Regions from separate parts of the Homo sapiens genome. Here region 2 is linked to region 1. Evidence: chromatin contacts called from ENCODE Hi-C data. All regions are on one chromosome and are shown on one strand. Each heading gives the region's core, a stretch centred on a gene start or an enhancer-like site at or near the end of the contact. The rest is flanking DNA. Distances are from core to core; before and after follow the strand shown.

The links. A loop is a pair of places that touch in the nucleus more often than their neighbours do. Pooled maps may share reads with other maps.
Region 2: a map of B cell shows a loop between it and region 1 (12-fold over the local background). The contact joins the promoter of MTR here to the promoter of GGPS1 in region 1. A Hi-C loop is called at or near these places in 3 of 168 maps with a recorded cell type or tissue (B cell and naive thymus-derived CD4-positive, alpha-beta T cell), 1 of 37 single-sample maps with no recorded cell type and 13 of 50 pooled maps.

What each region holds. Positions count from the first base shown.
Region 1 is chr1:235,326,695-235,329,913 of GRCh38, forward strand. It overlaps GGPS1 (geranylgeranyl diphosphate synthase 1), which reads left to right and starts at 1,876. Exons shown (of 4, transcript NM_004837.4): 1 at 1,876-2,084. ARID4B (AT-rich interaction domain 4B) reads right to left here and starts at 1,485. Exons shown (of 24, transcript NM_016374.6): 1 at 1,075-1,485; 2 at 220-274. The coding sequence starts at 225. RefSeq lists enhancers at 166-355, 374-899, 1,636-1,695, 1,936-2,025, 2,526-2,675 and silencers at 606-695, 706-935, 1,106-1,155.
Region 2 is chr1:236,793,985-236,796,922 of GRCh38, forward strand. It overlaps MTR (5-methyltetrahydrofolate-homocysteine methyltransferase), which reads left to right and starts at 1,308. Exons shown (of 33, transcript NM_000254.3): 1 at 1,308-1,753. The coding sequence starts at 1,720. RefSeq lists enhancers at 1,334-1,623, 1,724-1,913.

The DNA.
Region 1 (3,219 bases), core at 626-3,125:
GGGAGAATCATCTTCAGTTGAGACATCCTATAACTGCCTCCAACTCCACAGCAAAGCCCGCCAGCTGACCCCGGTCTCTCTGGGGAAGGGCTCGGTCACCAAGTCACCAAACACACCTTCCTCTGCAAAACTCGGAAGCCCCACACGACGACCTCGTCGAAACCTCCTACTTCCTGAATTCGATAACCCCAGAGATTCGTTTTCCGCAGGCAATCTTACCTTCATGATGACTCTGGGACCAAGGTATCCTCTAAAACACCAGGTTCAGCTGCACCTGGAGGGGAAACAAAAGACACCCAGTCAACACCACAGGAGCCCCTCTGCACTGGCGGAGGCGGAGGGAAAGAAGCGAGCGACGTCCGAACCCCGAAGAAAGAGCCGCAACCAGGCGCCAGCCCCCGAACCATCACACGCCGACTCGGGGCTCCCTCCGGCCCCGCCATCCCCGCAAACCCAACCACCTACACAGCTCGGCAGCTTCCCGTCCCCATTGTCGAGACCCGACGGAGTTTCCCGTCTACGACAATGACGCCATTTCTGTCAGAGAAGAAACTCACAACAAGCCCGGCGTCCGGCGCAGGGCCGGCCGCTCTCCCCTAGGGCCTCGGCGCCCGGCCGAGCGAATCCGCGCCCCCACGCGCCGCGTCCGAGCGAGAGGCCGGCCGGGGGCCACCGAGGGGCCAGGAGGGCCTGTGGGCCGCGGGCAGGACCGGCCCGCCACAGAGCCCCTGCCCACGTCCCGTTCCGGGCTCAGACCCGACAAGTGGGAGCGAGATCAACATCTGGCCCCGCCGCGGGGACAACGTGAGGGCCGAGGGCCCCGGAGGCGGAACGGCCCCCACCCTGCCCGGGCCCCCGACCGCGGCCGCTAAACCGCTGAGTGTGCGGCCGCCCAGCCAGGGGGCGGCTCGGACACAGCGGCTGCGGGGGGTGGGGGTTCCCGGGAGGCCGAGGCCCCGAATTCGGGCGCCGCAGGGACCACCACCGCGATCTTCCTCTGCTCCTTGGCCGGGCCCAGCGACTCCCAAAAGAACCCCCTTAGGAGACCACGAAAGCCCCAGAAAATATCCCTACCTTCCTCGGAGGCGAGATCTGACCCTGGCACGTCCAGAGTCCCCTCTCTCCTTCTCCCCCCCAAAACCAGCAGGCCCGGGGGAGAGATGGGGAAGAAGGGCGGCGGGTCCAGCGGCTGCTGAGGCAGAGGCTCCGGCTCCTCCTCCTCCCGCGGCGGCGACTGGTACCTTTGTTTGGCGGCCGCTCGGGCTCCCTGGTTGGGGGGAGGGGGACGACGAAAAATCCCCCCCGGACTGGAGGTCCGGGCCCCCAATCGCGCTGCCCTCCAGAGGACGGCGGCGATGGACCCTCTGCAGCTCCCTCCGGGCAAAGGTCCAGGCGGTGGCCGTGGCGGCGGCAAGATGAAGCTCAAGAGTCTCCCTCCGCTTCGGCGACCGAGCTCCTCACTCCGGACTCGACTGACGGGCAAACATCGCTTCCCCCCCACCGACTCTAGGTTCCCCCCCTTTCTCCCCTCCCCTAGATTTTTTTTCCCCCCCTCCCCTACCTCTTTCCCGGATGGCCTCTTAGACGACCTTGGATTGGTTAAAGTTCTTTAGAACCCGCCTATACACTGTTCCTATTGGTCCCTGGATACAAACAACGACGCCATTTTCCCACCAGTTCTATGGAAACAGAAAGTTACGCCTCAAGGCTTTCTGGGAAATAAAGTCCATACTCTGGGGCCAACGCGCAAATCCTCGTCCGCGAGAACTGCAAGGCCCGCAATGCCCTGCGCCTGCGTGGACCGGTGCGGGGGCGGGGGGGAGGTGAAAGGGGCGGGGCAACAAAGCAGTAGGGAGGCGGCAACGACGCCTGCGCAGTGTGACCGGGATGGCGCATTTTCTTGCACCAACTAATGCGGTGTCGCTGGCGGCTGAGGAGGGCGGAGAGTTCTGTGGTGAAATAGTGGGAAGGATTCATGTAGGCATCGGGAAGAGCCTAAGTCCACATTATAAAATAGGAAGTTGATGCGGGGTACAGTTACTCCCGGACCGGCGGCGTGAAAGTCGTGATATCATCGTTGAACTGTGAGCGGCAGTGGCGGCGGCTGGGGGGAACCCGGATGGGAAGAAGGGCGGGGGAGGCTGGGAGGCGGGGCAGAGGAAAGAAAGAAAGGAGAGTGAGGACCCGGATGCTGAACCGGATTGTGTATGAATTTTCCATCCCCTAGCTTTAAGCGAGGAGGGAGAGGAAGGGTTGGCCAAGTGGGGCGGAAGGGAGCATCTGAGCGAGGAGGAAGCAGAAACCTCACCGTTTCTTCCCCTCCGGACTCTGTGCTAGCACTGTATACGTTTGCAGTTCTCTGCCCAGCCGCTGTGGAAAATCGGCCTCGAAGTGATTGAAATTCCCTGTTTATATCAGGCGGCTTCTTTCAGATCCATCGTCTTTCTCCCGGAGTATGAATGGAAGGATTCAGTATGCGCTTCACATTTGTATGTCTCTGGCCATTCTCAAACCAGGCCCTTCCCTTTGAAAAGTCTTTTGCATGGGATGTTCACTTCTTAGACGCAAGGTTGTGTGCCCTGGTTTCATCGTCTAACGCGTTAGAAGGCGCTTTCATTTCTTCATGGGTGTTGAGCGCCGACCACTGGGGTGGCCTCTGCCTTCGTAGACCTGCGCCTGGTGAGACGGACAGATGCTGAACAAAACGATGTGAAATTACCGCAGTGGCAGTGCCCCAGAGGAGAGTTCCACGGTGATAGGAGAATGAGGGAATTTGGCTTCTTTAGGGAGGGAAAGGAAGGGTTTCTGAGCAAGTGAGGATCGAGCTGAGAGCTGAAGGGCTAGCAGGAGTTAACTAAGGAAAGAGAAAAGGAAAAGACATTCCAGACAAAAAGACTAACTTGTCAGAAAGCCCTGTGGCGGAAGGGAGCTTTTCCAATATGAAGAACTGAGCCTGGAGAGATGGGATGAGGGGGAGTGTCGAACCTTTTAGGCTTTGTAAAGGAGTTTTGGTTTTCTCCTAATAGCAATGGGATATCTTCCAAGGAATCTCAATCAAAAGGGAGAGATGGCTCCGATTGGAATGTCATCCCTGGCTGAAGAGTAGAGGAAGCGAAAAAAAGAAGAGTTAAAGAGGCAAATGCAGGGAACCCGACGAGGAGGCTATTGCCGTAGTAGTTCACATGGTGAAAAGAATGGAGCGTTTGTATTAATGATTAT
Region 2 (2,938 bases), core at 58-2,557, 1.5 Mb after region 1:
GGGAGCAGGTGGTGTTTGGTTACATGAATAAGTTCTTTAGTGGTGATTTGAGAGTTTGGTGCACCCATCACCTAGGCAGTGGACACTGCACCCAATGTGTAGTCGTTTATCCCTCACCTACTCTCACCCTAGCCCTTATAATCTTAAGATTTTTGGCTATTTAGGGCCATCTCATTCCTCCCTCCCTTCTTTGTTGCATTCTCTCTCACCTACTCCATTCCCCCCACCTTCCAAGTAAGACCATCTTTGGTAAGATGGTCTTGGTAAGAATGTGATACGCATTATAATAATTTTTCAAATCTTCAAAATTGAGGTATAATTACATACAATAAAATGAGAATGGCATGCAAATTTGTGCCTTTTTTAAAGCTTAGTAAATGTCATAATTTGGTTATAGTTTTTATTTTTCTGGATGCATTTGCTTTTCCTTACATCTACCATGCTCAGCCTTACAGAGATTTTTCTAGATGAATTTGCTTTTTCTCACATCTACCATGCTCGGCCTTACAGAGCTGCCCTTTATTTTAGAATTCCCTAAAGTGCTGTGTTGTACACAGGGAGCTTCTCCTGACTGGAACAACCTTACCTGGTACCACTCTTCCTTCAGGACCCAGATTCTTCTTTGAAACCTTTCCCTGGCCCCTTTGAATACTCTAGCTCTTTTAAAATGTATGTGGTTCTTTTTTCCCTGTTCAATTATTAATCTAACTAGGTTGTGAGTTCCTCCTCCAAGGACGTGAGGGTGCGATGTAGCTTGTCTGATTTTGCATTCCAAGTGTGTGCCCCAATGCCTGACACATAGTAGGTGCTCAATATATGTTTACTGTCAATAAGTTACAATTAACACCCCCATATGGTAATTCAGAGTTTTCATAGCGCGGTCAAACGATCTCATTTAACGCCTACTACAACCCTAAAAAATTCTAATTACTACCATCCTATCATTCTTGTTTGTAGAGTGTGGAGACTGAGAGGTTAACTGTCTTGCCCAGCGCAAGTCAACAGCAAAACGGAACTAAAATTTCAGGCTCGACACCACACAGCGTGTCGAGATCAGCACGAACTTGGCGCTGTGACTTTTCCTTAGAGGGGCCACTTAGGCTTACACTTCCGGATCCTGGGCACACAGAGACGCGAAAAGCTCCCGCGGGAAACTGGGGAGCGGGACTACATCTCCCAGAGAGCCCCGGGGCTAAACAGCAGGTGATTGGTTGATATTGACAGCCAATGCGGCTGCGAGGAGCTCGGGCAGACCAATCACAGGCCGGAAGGGGCGGGACCTCCCACGCCGAGGATAGATTGAGCGCAGAACTAACCGCGCTCTGAAAGGTTCTAAATGTCTGCGGGGCTCAGAGCCGGATGTCACGTCGTCCTCCTCTGCCGGTTTTCTCTTGGGTCCTTTTCCGTGCCGTCCCGCGACTCCGCCTCTGGCCGCGCGTGTCTGGCTGCTAGGCCGACACCAAGGACTGGCCGGGTACCCGGGAAGAAAGCACGTGCTCCAGCAGTTGCCGCGCCCAGCCCCGAGAGAGGCCCTAGGGCGCTGCGGGCTTTCGGGGTCCGCAGTCCCCCCGCGACGCGAGCCAACGGGAGGCGTCAAAAGACCCGGGCCTTGTGTGGCAGGCTCGCCTGGCGCTGGCTGGCGTGGCCCTTGGCCGTCGTCACCTGTGGAGAGCACGTCTTCTCTGCCGCGCCCTCTGCGCAAGGAGGAGACTCGACAACATGTCACCCGCGCTCCAAGACCTGTCGCAACCCGGTAACGCTGCGACCCCGTCTGCGTGGTTGGGTTGTGTTTCTTAACTCGTGCTGTGGCCTCCTAATCCCTGGGGCGATTCCCTTCTGCGGCGGGAGACGCCCGGCGGTGTTTCCCCGCGTGTGGGCGGCACCTTTAGAACTTAGCGCAGGAGCCCGGAGGGCTACGTGTTTTGCTCCACTCTTTGTCCGACCTTCACCTCTTTCTCCCCAGGCAAGCCATCAAAACCTGCAAAAAGCGTCCTCCCCTCGCCCCCGAAACACATTCTTAACGTCACAGTAACTAAACTTTCCAGTTCCACGCAGCATAAACCAGCTGGGCCCTCTGGAAGTTTTTTTTTTTGCATGGTGTGACGCTTATTCGTAAATATGTATTGCGCACCTACTGCGAAAGAAAGTTCAGGCGCGGAGAGACAGACGAGGAAACTCAGAGAACTATTTAAAACTACTACATGGAACTTTTTATTTTCTGCTTCTACGCACGCTGCTGCAAAACTGCAATATGCATAGACTCACTATGTTAAAATAGATGAGCAGACCCCACCTCCAGATACCGAAATGGGAGGTAGTAATTTCAAGCGATTCTGATGTTGGTGGCCCTGGGATCAACAGTGAGAAAAAGCTAGTTTAGCACGAGAACTGAACGTAATGTTAGCTTTATAACGAGCTCTAGATCTCTAAGGTCATGCCTGATTATAATTTGAGGACAAATACACCCGTAAAAACGGGTGAGGAGATGTAGAAACGAGAATTAGTGATAAGTACAAAACAGTAAATATCCTATCACATAGTGGGGATGTTTAGCTTCAGGAAGAGGGGGAATACTAAATTCGTAACGCACAAGGAAATTTATCAGAGGTTAACCGGTGACTCTCTTGATTCTTGGGTTCTGATAACGGGACTGATATAATTGTTCTTGAAACTAGTGGAACTGTGGCTGAGAAACACATCACTGCTGTTATTAAATAAGATATAAACCTCCCTATGAGAGGTTTATATGTTATTTAATATATTAAATAAGATGTAATGAGGTTACATCTTATTTATATTTAATATTTAATTAATAAATGTAAACCTCCCTATAAGAGATTTATATCTTATTGAATAAATGATCATAGGGAGATCATATTTATTTGGAAAACATCTTTTACTCATGATTTCTGGCCTCCCCCTTCCCATTTAATTTAAA